Regions from separate parts of the Mus musculus genome. Here region 2 is linked to region 1. A link is a loop called in an ENCODE intact Hi-C map of the cell type or tissue named here. Cell type or tissue: heart. All regions are shown on one strand.

Region 1 (8,000 bases):
ACCAGATTAATGTATTAGTTATGGAGACTTTTGTATAGATTCCTTGGGCTCTGTACATTACAGGTTTGCTTCTTCTCTTTCTGGCTATAGACTTTGATTTCTATCTTGCTTTCTACCTGGCACTCTGAGTGCTGCTGGTGAGGACCACGCACTCTAAGCCTTGCTCTGCCTCTTGGGGAAATGGGTGCTCATCCCTGCAGTGGGCTTTCCTGGTGTGCTGAAGGAGGAATGGATTGCCTGAGCCTGCCAGCTTCCGGCGGCTTCTCACAGTAAATGCGTCAGTCCTCAGGACTTTGGTAGGGTGACGGAATGCTGTAAAGAGGAGAATCTGAAGTAGATGCATTCAAATTTAAATTTGAACTCCTTTGCCTTCCCAGGAGGCCTGGGGCAGCTTACTTACAAGTCTCAAAATCCATTTCCTCTTCCACAAAAAGAAGGCGCAGCTCCATTGCTAATGGTTATGCAAGCCTTTGTGGGGCTGCCTGTAGTGGAGGAGAGGTCTTGGTGAAAGACTAGGCAGGTTCTCGAGAATCATTTAGTGTTAGCTGGACAGTGGTGGTGCAGGCTTTTAATCCCAGCTCTTGGGAGGCAGAGGCAAGCGGCTTTCTGAGTTCAAGGCCAGCCTGGTCTACAGAGTTGAGATCCAGGACAGCCAGGGCTACACAGAAAAAAAAAGAAAAGAAAAGAAAAGAAAAGAAAAGAAAAGAAAAGAAAAGAAAAGAAAAGAAAAGAAAAGAAAAGAAAAGAAAAGAAAAGAAAAGAGAGAGAGAATCATTAGTGTTTGCCTTGGGGATCCTTTAAGAACTGATACTTGGAGGTGTTCTGCCTGGGTTTATTTCCAGCCTCAGCAGGTTCCTCCTCCTGATTTGCCCTAGATGACACCGGGTCCTGTTCCAAGGACTGTTGAACTAATGAAATGAATTGATGTATGTTCCATGTTTAACGGGGCCCGACATGTTAGCCTTGGTGACATGTTAGCTGTGAACATTACTGTAACGTTAGGGACACATTCTTATTTGTGGAACACCTTTCTTAAAAATAAAATTGTTTACTTTGCAGATTTTTTAAAAAATGGATTTGACCAACCATGGACTTATTCTACTGCAGCAGTTAAACGCTCAGCGAGAGTTTGGTTTCCTGTGTGACTGCACGGTTGCAATCGGCGATGTGTACTTCAAGGCACACAAATCAGTTCTCGCTTCATTCTCCAATTACTTTAAGATGTTGTTTGTCCATCAGACCAGGTAACTAAAGTGCTTGATAATAACCTAAGGGCTGTCGACCTCCTGATGCTGGGCCCCTCTTCCCACTGTCTGCTTCACTCAGACCGTGGGTCTCTCTGCCTCTCCAGGATCTAGGCACCCACCCCACGCACTTGAGAACCACCTACCTTTACCTGGCCCCACGCAGCCCCTTGCCCTCCAAACTGCCTTCCTGAGTCTCACCCATGATTGGCCAGGAGACCTCAGCGAACCGTCAGTGAGCCCTCCTGCTCCTTCAGGCCCAATCTCCTGGTTCCCCTTTATTTAGTTTCAAATGAGGAGCTGAAAAGTACAAATTTCCTGTTCCCTCTTTCTTTTCTTTTCTTTTCTTTTCTTTCCTTTTTTTTTTTAAGATTTATTTATTTATTTATTATATGTAAATACACTGTAGCTGTCTTCAGACACCCCAGAAGAGGGCATCAAATCTCATCGTGGATGGTTGTGAGCCACCATGTGGTTGCTGGGATTTGAACTCACGACCTTCAGAAGAGTAGTCAGCGCTCTTAACCACTGAGCCATCTCTCCAGCCCCTGTTCCCTCTTTTCTAATGCAAAATTTCTGTCTTTGCTATTTTTTGTTGTTGTTGTTGTTGTTGTTGTTTTGTTTTTATTTCTCCTAACTATTTTAGGGAAAAGAATCTCTAGGTATGTGAGGAAAATAAATCTCCCCTCTTCCTTATCCCTTCCTTCCACCTCTCCATCTTACTCTGCTCTTCACCAGCCTCACCCCTCACCCCACCCCCAGTCCCTGCCCAGTTTGGGGGGAAGACTGCCCTTGACCTGACCAGCAGGGAATGCTGGCTGATTCTCTGTTCTCCTTGAACCTCCAACAGCTCTGCTCATCCCGCACTCTTCCTGTCCACTGCGCTGTGGTTTCCTCTCTTCCACTGCAGTCGCGTTCCAAAGGACTCCTCTCCACCAGAACACTGCCCTCCTGCAGGCCATGCTCCTGTTCTCCTCAGCCCTCACTGTGACCAAATGTCCTTTGTTCTTCCTGGGGCCTCCTGAGCCCCTGCTGTCTTTGCGCATTGTCTGTGGTGTCCAGGTCATCTTCTCCCTTTCCTTGGCTGGTAGAAGCTTGTTAGTTTCAGGTCTAGCCTCCATCTTCCTAGCTACAGAAGCCTGCCCTGGCTGCCTGATGGTCATTTAGACCTGAGTACCCTCACTCTGTTTTTCTCATTGTGCATGAATAACACAATGAGAACTAAAAGGCTCTCTCCAAAAAGACTCTTGGCTTGCCCATTTTCATCTTCGAGTAACCCAGGCTTCAGATCTATTTCAGATCCTATCTCACCGATCCTAGGCCATAGCTCTTCAACACATGTGCCAGTGCCCTGTCGTTGCTTGCTCACTCCCATTCGTAACCATCCATTGCCCACATCACTGTCAGATTAGTGTCCCTAAAGAGTACTTGGAGTGAGGTGAGCCTTTGTCCGTAACTTCCCACAGTGGTGCACTATCCACTGTCCACCCCTGACTTTCTCTGTCCTTGCCCTCATCCTAGTCAAGTGGACAAAATCCTCAAGGATGACTGTCGTGCCTCCTCAGGAGCTCTGCGTTCACCTAAATTGCTCTCTGTGCACTCCCCCTCCGCTCTCTTGAAAATCACCATCTGTAGACTTGCCCCTTCCTGCTTACAGTGAAAAAGCAGAGGGGTTTACAGATCTACACCACCACCACCGAGGATGGCTGAGGCATCAAATGGTAAACATCCGTCAACATACTGTCCCAGAGCACTGGGAATGAGTCCTTGAGAGGTCATATGACATGTGGGAGGGGGACATGGGAGGCTGAGGCAGGAAATTTGTCAGGTCCAGACTAGCCAAGACCCTATCTCAAAAGAAATTCATAATTATATTCGCCAAAAATGTTATATGCTACATCTAATCTCAACCCAGTGAACTAATTGATATTGAAAAAGAAATGCCTTTAATTTGGAAATGTAAAAGACAATGTAATGCATTGGGTGTTTTTGTTTGTTTGGTTGGTTGGTTTTTTTTCTTTTTCCGAGACAGGGTTTCTCTGTGTAGTCCTGACTGTCCTGGAACTCACTCTGTAGACCAGGCTGGCCTAGAACTCAGAAATCCTCCTGCCTCTGCCTCCGGAGTGCTGGGATTACAGGCATGCGCCACCACGCCCGGCAGATTTTTAATTACATGCAAGAAACATTGTCCCTTATTTTACATATAGGGCGGTGAACCAATGTCTTTCTAACAAAGGGATGTGTCTTTCTAGCTGAGAACCCCCGCCAGGTGACCATCCTTGTCCACACCTGTGCAGGATTCAGGTTTATTGTCACCAATAGAGCAGAGAGCAGCATGCTTTTAAGCAGCTCTTCCTGCCTCCTGGCAGAGGCACCCGCCTGATCTATCTCTAGGCAAAATGGAAAGGTGCTGTCCTTCAGTCACCACTAGGTGTCTCTATCTTTTCTCTGTAGAATAAACGCTGAAAATTCACATCTCCTGGTAAGAATAACCTGCCGAGTGTGGTGGCCTGTGCCTTTCTCTAATCTAGAGATCCAAAGGCAGTGGCAGGTGGATCACTGTGAGTTCAAGGCTGGCCTCGTGTACATATTGAGGCCCTGTCTCCTACTTTAAAACTAGAATTGCAGTGAAGGAGAAACTGAGGGTGGGATTTCTGTCTGTGGTTGTGCTAACACTCCCTTTGCCCTTCTCCCACCTGGCAGATGTGTGCACCTCGAAGCTTAGGTGGGACTACTTGTGTGTGTTGTAGAGGAAAAGTGACAGTCAGGCCCCATCATGTTGAGTGGATAGGAAGAAAGAACAGTCCATCCAGCCCCCCCAGGAAAAGGAGCCCAGGATTCCAGTAGCTGAAACAGCACAGAAGAAACTACGTATATGTGTGTGCACATGTGCTGGCTGGGCTACCCCGGGGACTCCCAGCTTCCTGCCCATAGTATTCTGCCAGTGTTGCCAAGCCCAGGAGCCCAGCACTTACTGCAGTGTATGTAGTGATGGCTTCCCAGGTCTGTCCTTGCATCATTAAGAACTATAAACACTTGTTTAAGTTGTAGAGGCTTACTGTCAGTAACAACTTCCAAGCAATCAACAGACTGGGCCATCTGACCACAGTGAGCAACTGCAAAGCCTGCAGAAAGGGGCTCAGCTGGATAGGACCGGGATACAGGAGCTCAGCTGGGCAGGACCGGGAACACTGGAAGAGAGCCCCGGCTGGACTTCCCTTCCCTTGAGGACCACATCTGACTCCTGGAGAAATGCGCATCTCTGGCCTTGGTCTCTGAGTTCCTGGGCCTCTGCCTGATGATGCCAGTGGCACCTCGCATTTTAGTTCCAGTACTGGGAAGCAGGAGGTGTGTCTCTGTGAGTTCCAGGCCAGCCAGATCCATACCTGGAAACCTTGCCTCAGTCAGCGTGAGAGAGAAAAGGCGAAGTAAAGATAGGAACTAACAATCTTTGTCTTTTTTTTTTTTAAGAAACCGCATTAGGCTTGCATTTCCCATACCTGGGTGCTGGGTTTTATGCTTGACTCTGACGTTTTGTAGTTAAGCGTGTGGAGTCTTAAGTCTTCACAGAATACACACTGTGCTGCCCAGCCAGTGATAGAGCTGTCCCACCAGAAGCCTAGAAGTTGATCTTGACATCACATTAGCCTTTTCTCTGTTTTTCTTTTTTCTTTTCCTTTGTCTTGCACTGTAGCTAGGCTGGCCTTGAAGTTCAGACAATCCTCCTGCCTCATCCCTCTGTGTGCTGAGATTATATATCATGCCTAGCTCATCTATTTTTATTTTAGTAAAATAAAATGTTAAATTTAGAAGATGAGGTAGGCCATTAATATTTTAGCATGGTGAGAGACAATTGATTTAAACAGTGAACATAATTGCTAAACCTGCCAAAAATACTTTAATGACAAGAAGTTATATAATGAAAATTATTATAAATTCTAAGGACATTCAAGGGAACTGTTTCCAGAATGCTTAGAACATATGTACTTGGTGGGTGATCTTGTATGCCGCCTCCTCTTCAGAGAGATGTATCTCCTTGGCCTCTGGAGATGTGAGAAGTTCTCTCAGTAGTGATGGTCTGAGGAGGGGCCCCACTTCTTCCTTCACTCTCAGCTCTGAAGCATCCTATAGGGGACGCTGCTTCTGAAGTGACCTTAGTCTAAAAGATAGACAGCTGGCTGAGCCACCACGCCTGCAGGTGCTTTACTGCTTACCAGAGGAGGCTGCTCAGACACAGCATGTGCCCCACAGCTGCTCTGGGGGGCCTCCGTGTGGCTTTGGAATTAAGCAGGCCTAGCCCCACCACTCCCCAACCCGGAAGTGCACCGTGAGCCCTACCGCCTGTAAAGGAAGCATTACGGTGGTTACTGGAAAGGCCGCAAAGCCCACGGCAGGACGCTTGGCGAGGCCTCCCTCAAGGTGCTTTCCAGTGCCACCTTGCAGCCCTGGAAAGGTGGTGGGAAGGTCTCATAACTCAGAGAGGTCCTGCTCATCTGCACTGTTGTGCTACCAACCCCTCCCATGTCACTTCACAGCTTTAAAGGCTTTCCAATCACAGCAGGTCTTTTCCTTACCTTCCTTGTTCTGCTGAGCTCTGAACTGGGTCTGTGACTACGCTCAGTCAGCGTGGTCATTTGGTTTCGAGTGTCTGAGCTGTTCTTCAGGCTTCAGTTGAGTCAGAGGCTGCTGTTTCCTCACGGGTCTCTACTTTCTTTCAGTGAATGCGTCCGCCTGAAGCCCACTGACATACAGCCTGACATATTCAGCTATCTGCTCCACCTGATGTACACAGGGAAGATGGCCCCACAGCTCATCGACCCTGTGAGGCTAGAGCAAGGGATCAAATTCCTGCACGCATACCCCCTCATCCAGGAAGCCAGCCTTGCCAGCCAAGGCAGCTTTTCCCATCCCGAGCAAGTCTTCCCTCTGGCCTCATCCTTGTACGGCATTCAGATTGCAGACCATCAGCTGAGACAAGCCACCAAGATGAATTTAGGGCCTGAGAAACTTGGACGGGAGCCTAGGCCACAGGCATCCAGGATGAACCAGGAGCCTGTACCAGAGACCTCGCAGCTGTCCCAGCTGACTTCAAACCTAGCCCAGGTGAATCGGACAAATATAACTCCCGAAGACCCCCTGCAGACCTCGCTGTCACCTGAACTTGTCTCCACACCTGTGCCTCCCCCTCCTCCTGGGGAGGAGACCAACCTAGAGGCCTCTTCCTCTGACGAGCAGCCATCATCCCTTACGATCGCCCACGTGAAGCCAAGCATCATGAAGAGGAATGGAAGCTTCCCCAAGTACTATGCCTGCCACCTGTGCGGCCGTCGCTTCACGCTGCGCAGCAGCCTGCGGGAGCACCTGCAGATCCACACCGGGGTACCCTTCACTGCGGGCCCGCCAGGGGAAGGCCGTGGGCCCCTGTCTCTCTGCAGCAATGCGGCCGACCTGGGCAAGGATGCTCTGGAAGTACCGGAGGCGGGGATGATCAGCGACAGCGAGCTGCAGCACATCTCCGACTCCCCCATCATCGATGGGCAGCAACAGTCGGAGACCCCACCGCCCTCAGACATTGCAGACATCGACAACTTGGAGCAGGCAGACCAAGAGAGGGAAGTGAAGAGGCGCAAGTATGAGTGCACGATCTGCGGCCGCAAGTTCATCCAGAAAAGCCACTGGCGTGAGCACATGTACATTCACACGGGCAAACCCTTCAAGTGCAGCACCTGTGACAAGAGCTTCTGTAGGGCCAACCAGGCCGCACGCCACGTGTGCCTCAACCAGAGCATTGACACCTACACCATGGTGGACAAGCAGACACTGGAGCTCTGCACGTTCGAGGAAGGCAGCCAGATGGACAATATGCTGGTGCAGGCCAACAAGCCCTACAAGTGCAACCTGTGTGACAAGACGTTCTCCACACCCAATGAGGTGGTCAAACACTCCTGCCAGAACCAGAACTCAGACGTGTTCGCCCTGGACGAGGGGCGGTCAGTCCTGCTTGGCAGTGGGGACTCAGAAGTAACTGAACCTGACCACCCTGTGTTAGCGTCCATCAAAAAGGAACAGGAAACTGTGTTACTAGACTGAATGTTACTTGTGTTTTTAAAAACTGTCATTTTTTACAAAGAATCTTCTCTATTCGGGACAGTTTCTCCATGGCATGATACAAATGGGCCCCAGCTCTTTCCCGCCCCCTTCTCCCAGCCCCATCTCTGTAAGGCTTTGTGCATTATAATCCTGAACTATATTTACTTTAATTCAGGGGATATTGGAAGGATAATGGTCAGTAGTACTTATAAAGAAATAGGTTTTGAGAAGTTTTAGATTATTGTAAAAACCTACTTGGAGTTAATTAAGAGTATATAATAAAACAACTAGAATATAATTTGGTCAGCTAGAATTATGACTGTCCCTGGGTGATAAGTCTTCCTTCTCACAGAAACAAAGTCAGAAAATACAGCTTCTCAGAGATAAAGCGGGCACTGCTATGCAAATCTGGAAGGTGTGGGAGACTTTAAACCCGAGAGAGAGAATGTTTTTAATCTTTGTCCTCTAGGTGTCTGATTTCAGAATGTATCCTTTGAGATTATGTCCGGTTAAGGAAAATCACTAGTTAAGAGAACTACTTTAACAAATGCAAAAGAGTAATAATGTGACGGCAATCTTCATTTTTGGATAAAACCTGACGGGCTATGAATTTGTCTGCGAGCGAACGCATATGGATACTTGCTACAGGCAAGGGGATTGGTGCGC
Region 2 (8,000 bases), 840 kb after region 1:
GAATGAGGCATGAATAGGTCAAATGACATGCCAAAGCCATTAGAAGATAAATGGGACATAAGCAGCCTGAGTCCATGCTGGGTACGTCTGCAGTGTGGACTAGAATTCTTAGCTAAGATCCTGCGGTGTTGAGCCTGCCTGGGTAACAGGGGAAAGCTGGGACAAGGATTTTATGTGCTAGTACAAGAGACATTGCTGCCTGGCTGCCAAGGTTCACACTCAGCTCTGGGAGCTCACCGAAAAGAGATTTTTAAAAAAGCACAGTGCAGGGGCAAGAAGTCTGGCAGCTGTAACAGCAGCAGGATGGGCAGAGCAGTGTGGAGATCAGACAAGGCTTCCAGAGGGAAGAAACTTTGACTCTAGAATTTGAAACCCACCCAAGTTCCCGACCTGGTGCATCTGCAGGTCTCAGAGTACAGGGGAGGGGGAGGGTGGGCCCTGTGAATTCCGCCAATTTTCACCTGCGCTGGACCCAGTGAGCTTCCTCTAACCCTAACACCTCCTCAGTGACCAGGCCTCCAGCTTCTGATAGTGTCGGTACAGAACAATGCTTCAGCTGCCAATGTAATGTACACTTGTACAGGAACAATGTGGCTTCCCTTGAGGAACAGGATCTGTGCCATAGGGTCACAGAACACCGTGTAGCTGATCTGAGGATGGGCCCTCTCTTCTCTTAGTACCTCTACAGCAGAGCTTCTTCACCTTCCTAATGCAGTGACCTTTTAATACACTTCCTCGATCCCCCCAACCATACAGTTATTTTCTTTGCTACTTCATAGCTGTATTTTGGTTACTGTTAGGAATCATAATGTAAATATCTATGTTTTCCGATGGTCTTTCGTTTGATCCCCAAAGGGTCATGACCCACAGTTGAGAACCACTGCTGTGAAGGCTCCTGGGCTACTTAGCTTCTGTACTTTGTCTTTATCCAGTGAGAAAAAGGAGAAGAGTGCCAAGGGAAGCTACAGGAGGAGATACTAGGCGATTCCCCACCGTCCTCCGTTGTTCCTCGTCTCTACAGACCGATCACCAGTTCTAATTCATCTTTTGAGGCTCCCGCTGCCACCTTGCAGACCACATCAGGAATGGTATTATTTATTCTAGAAGACACACCTCCCCAAACAAATATGCTGATGTTAATCCTATGAAGTCAGTCTGTGTTCCTGCTTCTCAAAGTCCCCAATGTTTGTTTGCAGAAGGCAAAGGGGGACAAAGGGGGGCTCTGTAGGAAAGAGGCTGCCCAGGGCATCGAGTGAGCCAGCAGAGCTCACAGGAGCAAACCAAGCTGTCTTGGTTGAGATCAAGTGCTCAGCAGCAACTGTGATGGCAACAATTTAAGGAAAAGCTGGAAGCAAGGCTGGGCTGAACTCTGTCCGTGATCTGATCTCAGATCAAATATGAAGTCAGGGAGACACAGGAACTTACAAGTCCATTTAAATAAAAAAGTCAGCTTCATCTATACACAAACCCCCTTCACTAATTCTACCCCACTCAAGAATATGTCTGTCTGACACTCGCTGAGTGGAATCATGCCTGCACTCATGATGTCTGTGTGCCAATGATAGTTAAGTCCTCCTCTGTTTGCATTATTCCATTGCGTCCACAGGATGAAACATTTTAAATTAAACTCCACTCTCTGAAAAACCAATCAACCAAGCAACCAACCAAACAAACAAGCAAACAGAGACTGAAGGGCTGGCTATGTGTCACTGGCTATTTAGAGGAGCAAGTTAGACCACAGTAAGACCTTAGTCCTAATAGGAACATCCCTTGGGGGCTTGTTAGAGATGCTAACGCCAGGCCAAATCCTAGGCCTAGTGGCTCAAACACCCTGAGGGCAGAGCTCAGCAGTCTAGTTTCCACAAGCCTTCAGGGTGACTCTGGTGCTGGCCAAAGTTTGAGAAAGACTAGACCAGAAGAAAGACACTCAACCATGACTTTACCCCAAATTCAGATTTTCCAGATTGCAGCCCCAACACCACTGAGATAAGCAGAACTTCCTGCCATTACGTGTTAACGGAGACGTTTTCCTACTGCATCTTTCAACCACACATAGTGTCTTACAGATGACAAACCACTGATAAACATCGATTAAGAGTGTTAAGGATGAAAATGGGTTTTCATGGTTTGTACTAAGATGACTCTCTGGTCACCTTAAATCAGGGACCAACAAAGGCTGTGACTGAGAAAGCAAACAGTAGCTTCTCCTGTAGCTTTTCTATGAATGCTTCGAATTCAGAAAGCAGACAATAGGAATCTCAACTCTGTGGGATCTCGCCAGTGCCAGATGTGACATCGTCAGACACTGGAGATTACACAGTGCAATCAAAGGTTACACTTCCCTCTCCAAGCAAACCACACATTCAAATCCATACTGAGTCCGCTCCTTATGTTCCCCATAGGAGAAAGGTGAGATCTCACAGGCTTGATCTGCTTTTTTTTTTTTTTTTTTTTTTTTTTAACCCTTTGGACATCTAAAGTATGCCAGTTCTGGGAGTTCCCAAATACAGACTCTTAGCTATAAGCAGTTCTCAGGAAAGAAGCATGGGAGAAGTCATGGGTCCATTATGACTGTCTTTGCTCCTAGGGAAAGCATTCTGAGACTGGAGGAGTCCCTAGGAATTTCCCTCAGCTGAGCAGTAACCAAGCAGCGCCTCTCAGGTCACAAGCTGGGCCCATGAGAAAAACCATGGCAATTCTCCTTTTGAAACAGATGCTTTTCTATGAAAGAGCTTAGCCTCAGGCAAGATGGCAAAGGAGACAACAGCTGTGCTTGCTGAGTTGTAGCAACAGTTACTGATACTACCAGGTGGCAGATGCTTGTCCTGTGCATTTTCCCTGGTGAGCCTGGCTTCATGGTGGAAAATTACATAACATGCCTATCTTTCTTCCACCCCTACCACTGGCTTCTGAGCCTCATCTCCCACCCATGCATGCTCACAGCATATCACAGCATAGCAAAGGAGGGTTCCTGTATGGTCTCCAGGCTTGGCAGCATCCATGTGCTGTTTGTTTGCTCAAGTGGTAAGGAAGCCCATCAGAGCAGAAGGGGGTGGGGAGTGCCTGGAGCAGTGGTGACAGGAGCAGGAGGAGACCTTGATGTAACAAAAACAGAGGAGCCACATGTCTAAGTGCTTTCTAGAATTGACTTTCATCAATAATAAAACCAATGTTTTGGTTTCAACTCTGTAACTTCTGAGTTGGGTCTGAGTTCCAAGAGAAAGGGACATGGAGTGCCCTGAGGTAGACACACTTACTGTCCTCATGGTGGAGAAGAAATCAAACCTTGAGAGATGAGCAGCATCCTTGAGTGCCTTCATCACAGAACAGCATGCTTACACTGGACAGGATGGTTCAGATAGCATCATCCTGAAGTTCCCAGAGTAGAAACTCCAGACCTCATACTCCAGTGTCTCTTGGAGGGATGTCTTAGGGAAGGACTTTCTGTATTTTGGACAAAATGCTCAGCTTTACAAAATAATCAAACAGGGTTCCCAAATGTTGATTGCTCTTCAATCCTATTAGTATTGTATAATCTCAAGGAAGAACTCATTTTCACGTTTATTAAAGAGGACAAAGAAAACTTCATTCAAAACACAGCTCCAAGCAATGTAGATAAAAAAGATTGGCTTCAGCATCAAATAGAGCAAAGACAGGTAGGGATTAGATACCAAGGGGGGGATGCTGGGGGTCAGTGGATGGAAGGTAACTATGGAAACGGCAAGGGGGGTGGTTCTCCTTTGTCCTGCATAACAGGCTGTCAGTAGAAAATGGGCCAGGGTGATAAGGCATTAAGAACAGGGTATGAGCAATCTGATTAGGTATTGAGACTGGAGAATTTTTTTTTATCAAAACTGACTCAACAGTATTCTTGTCCAAACTGGGCTAAACCAGCTGATGACAGAGCTTGGCCAAGAAGCCTGTATCAAGTTTTTCCAAGGAGAGTTCCATCTAGTTTCTGCTAGTGGATATGTCCGTCAACAAGTGACTTTATTGCCATGGAGACAGTTACTGAGCAGCCCATGCTTGCCTGCATAAGTGAGTTCCCTTGGGTCAAGGGGAACCCTTGAGTGGTAGTTGGGCTGGAACGCTCTTGTTAACACCCTGACCAGCAGGCTGCATTGTGAACCCCAGAAGTAACAGACAATGATGTCATCCATGCAAACGGGTCCTGAAGGAGCAGGGAGAAGTGGGGTCAGAACACCTGGAAAAGACACTCTTAAAAAAATATCAAAGTAGCAGAATAAGTCAGAAGAGGAATATTTCATAAAAATGGTGCTGTTCTAGAAATTCAAAAAACTAAAACATATCATTCAAATATACCATTTATATTATATAATTATAGTATAAAAACATAAAAAAATAAAAGAAACCCTTCCCACCCCTGTGTCAGTTCTCATTGTGTAGAACAACAACAATAACAAAAGTTTGTCCCAATTGCAAGGCACACTTCTCCCAAGCGAGGCTCATTTTTAATACCCTTTCCCCACTGCACCTCTTGAAACAACCCAGGTCCACATTAGTGGTGAGCCAGGACTGATACTGTCTGCCTATAAAGCAAGAGGCTGAGCATGTCCTGTCGTTCCTACTGGAGCAATCATAGTCAGAGATGGCCTGACTGCCCAGCGCAGGCCGCCTGTGAAAATAAATGCATCGGAAGCATTGACATAATCACGGTTTCATTCAAAACAATCACTATTTAATATTAAATAAAGAACTCCACATAAACCTCAGCTTTTTACTGGAGAAATACTGCCATCTACTGGCCACATGTGGAACTACTTGAGTTCTTGGGTGCCAGTTCGCGTTGTTAGAATGGCTTTTACCTGGCTAAAATCTGTCAAGGAGGTGGCATAGGATTAGAACAAGGTGATATTGAATATGGGGATTTAATGAAGACCTTAAATTTAGAAAGAGGATGTGGCAAATCTTACGGGGTCGGGTAGTAACAAGGGCAGTACTACCACAACTCAGCCTGCTGGGTTTTAGTAGAAGGCCAAATGGGGAAGGGGTGACATGGTGGGACCATACTACTCAACTCTCCTGAGGCAGCCCACTGAATTACCAAACAACCTTAGGCTCAGATCTAGACAGTCTTGAGGGGCATCCAATCCTCAGCCATCCCTTAAGGGTGGGCTGAATGAACTGTTGGAACGGCATTCCCCTGCCCAGTCTTGCTTCTGTCTCTCCTGACACCAACAGCTGGCCCTGACCAAGACCTGTGTTCTAACCCTTACCTCAGGGGCTAGAACAGCCCTCTTCCTGTGGAGCTAACACCCACAGGGTAACCACAAAAAGGGGAGCAAAGCAATGCATGCTTTTCAGGGTCTGCAAGTGCAGTCGACCCTCCCCTGCCAAGCCTTCTGCATCTCCACCTTCAACCAACCAGATCTAAGATATCTGGGGAAAATATCACCCATTGTGAATTTGTACAGGCTTTCCCTTGTATAACACAATTATCAGGGTAATTGTTTATATAGGATTTGCATTGAATTGGGGATTCTAAGCAATCTAGAGGTTTTAAAGCATACACAGAGGTGTGTGGGCTGTGTGTAAAAAGAGTGTACCACTTGCATAAGGGGCTTGAGCAATCTTAACTCTTAGTAGCCAAGAGGGAATTTCCTGGAACGTCCCTCACCCCCAGGACCCTGAAGGACAATTGTTCTAGGTGCAGCTTAGGGGAGACCAAGAAGCATTGGTGGGACTTGGCTAGGGTGCTCGGGAACACCACTCTAAGGACAAGATGGTGAGACCGAGAACTAAATGAGAGGAGTATCAAAGAAAGCTACAACCCACACTAGTGGCCTTTGCAAAGCAGCCAGAGTGAGTCTAAGTGCAAGCCCTATTGGAGCTGGGGCCTTCCCTAAAGAAGCTTGCAAGCCCTGTAAAGGAGATGGATTTTATTCTAACTGGGCTGGAGGACTTTAAATCCTACGACACTTAGTCTAATTTAGCTTTTAAAGAAATTGCTCATGATCAGGCATGGTGGTGTAAGACTTTAGTACTGGTACTTGGGAGGCTGAGACAGGTGGATCTCTGAGAGTTCCAGTCCAGCCTTGTCTACACAGTGAGACACTGTTTTTTTTTTTGGGGGGGGGGCAGAGGTAGAAGAAGGACAGGGGAGAGGAATAGGACACACACAAACACACACACACAGACACACACACACACATACACAAGGGAGAGGGCAGAGCATTACTCTTCTTGCTATTGGGAATTAAGAGGGAAGTAAAAGTTCAACTCAGGGCTGGGGCAGTGGCTCAGTAAAGTGTCCGCTGCGGAAGCATGGATTCCCAGGACCCATACAACAAAGCTTGGGACAATAGCACTGATCTGTAACGCTAGAACCATCAAGAGATTACTAATACCTGGTGGCAAGAGGCTGAGTAAGGAACCAGATGCCAATCTCAGGTTTTCTCACACACACACATTCACAGTTACGTGCACACACACTCTTTCATACACATATACTCACAACCCAGACACACAGATTTGCATACACACACACACAAAAAAAGATTTATATTATATACACATAACACACTCTTTCATATACATACACACAGGTTTGTGTATATGCACACACACTCTCATACACTCACACAAACAGACACATACACACTCTTCCATATACATATGCACACACAGACACAGATTTATGTGTATATATGTATCTATATACACACACTCTCATACACACACACACAATAACACATACACACACCCAGACACAGATTTATGTGTATATACATACTCTCTCATACACACACACACAGAGACACACACATATTTATATCTACATACACACTGTCTCTCTCTCTCTCTCACACACACACACACACACACACGCATGCATGCACACAATCTCATACACACGCACACACACTCTCTCTCTCATACACACACTCATACTCTCTCTCTCTCTCACACACACAGACACTCATACACACACTCATACTCTCTCTCTCTCTCCCTCTCTCTCTCTCTCTCTCTCTCACACACACACACACACACACACACACACACACACACACACACGCACGCACGCACGCATGTATGCACACAATCTCATACACACACAGAGATTTATGTGTACACACAGAGAAAGTTCTGTGTTAATTTGGACACCGGCTCCGGTGAAAATAGCACTTGTAAAACCAATCAAAGGTTGTGAATCATTTTTAATGACATCCAAATTCCCCCCACCCCCAAGCTAGAACAGAAGAATGAATGCACAGCATCCTAGAACAATAAGGACTATTTCACGGCACTTAGGAGAGTCAAAATATCTTTGCTTGTGTGTGTAAGATCAGAACTGAAAGCTAATTTCTCCCTGGAGATCTTACTCACAAACATATGAAAGCCACTGGTCTTATTGGTTAGAAAAGATTGACATTTATAGACTGAGTTAAGTAGCCATGGCTAGGGGGAAAAAAAAGCATTAGAGAGCAGAAAAATGAACTGTGGAGTCAATAAGACCAAGGACACACTGAGAACATCTAGGGACAGAGTGGGCTAGTCGCAGGAAAGTGAGCTTAAAGTTGTAGTGTGACTTGGTGGCTAGGAGGGTACTTAGGAGAGTCAAAATGGGAGACTTATTAGAGTCAGTACCTATATGGTTTGGGCTTTGAAACAGCATCAGGCAAAACAGACGAAAAGTCAACCAAAACCTAGATTGTGCCACAAGATGGCAGGAGAGGGCCATGCTTGAACGGGACAGGCAGGCTGGCAGCCTCAATGCCTGGCTGGCACTACCGTGGGTGGCAACGTCTATGGTTCTCTAGGAACTTAAACTGGAAGGACAAGGATGGTATCAGAGCCCTAAGGGCATAGAAACAGGATGGATGGTAGACAAAGCTGAATGAAGCACAGAAGGTTCATGCCAAGGCCTTGTTAACACCAGACTTTCAGAGCCATAGAAAATAGACCTGTGTTGTTTTAAGCCACTCTGGCTGTGTTTATTGTGAAAACAACCTGGGAAATAGATACCCTTCCAGAGA

The links. A loop is a pair of places that touch in the nucleus more often than their neighbours do. Peaks named below come from ENCODE experiments on the same cell type or tissue, not always from the same donor. Only the 100,000 strongest peaks of a DNase experiment are listed, where the experiment ranks them.
Region 2: a loop joins it to region 1, with 4 times the contacts of the local background. A loop is called at or near these places in 3 of 42 quality-filtered maps.

The regions. Positions count from the first base shown.
Region 1 is chr10:4,367,814-4,375,813 of GRCm38, reverse strand. Zbtb2 (zinc finger and BTB domain containing 2) reads left to right here. Exons shown (of 3, transcript NM_001033466.3): 2 at 1,060-1,244; 3 at 5,963-8,000. The coding sequence starts at 1,072. The coding sequence ends at 7,334. Among named protein-coding and RNA genes, the nearest start is that of Zbtb2, 16 kb to the left of the region's middle. In heart, a CTCF peak has its summit at 3,666 (motif pointing right); no DNase peak of the experiment used is centred here.
Region 2 is chr10:3,531,311-3,539,310 of GRCm38, reverse strand. All of the region lies in intron 2 of Gm30033 (a long non-coding RNA gene), which reads right to left. Among named protein-coding and RNA genes, the nearest start is that of Iyd, 5.0 kb to the left of the region's middle. In heart, CTCF peaks have their summits at 4,779 (motif pointing left) and 7,692 (motif pointing right); a DNase peak (open chromatin) is centred at 7,690; H3K4me3 peaks cover 219 bases; H3K27ac peaks cover 265 bases; H3K27me3 peaks cover 1,098 bases.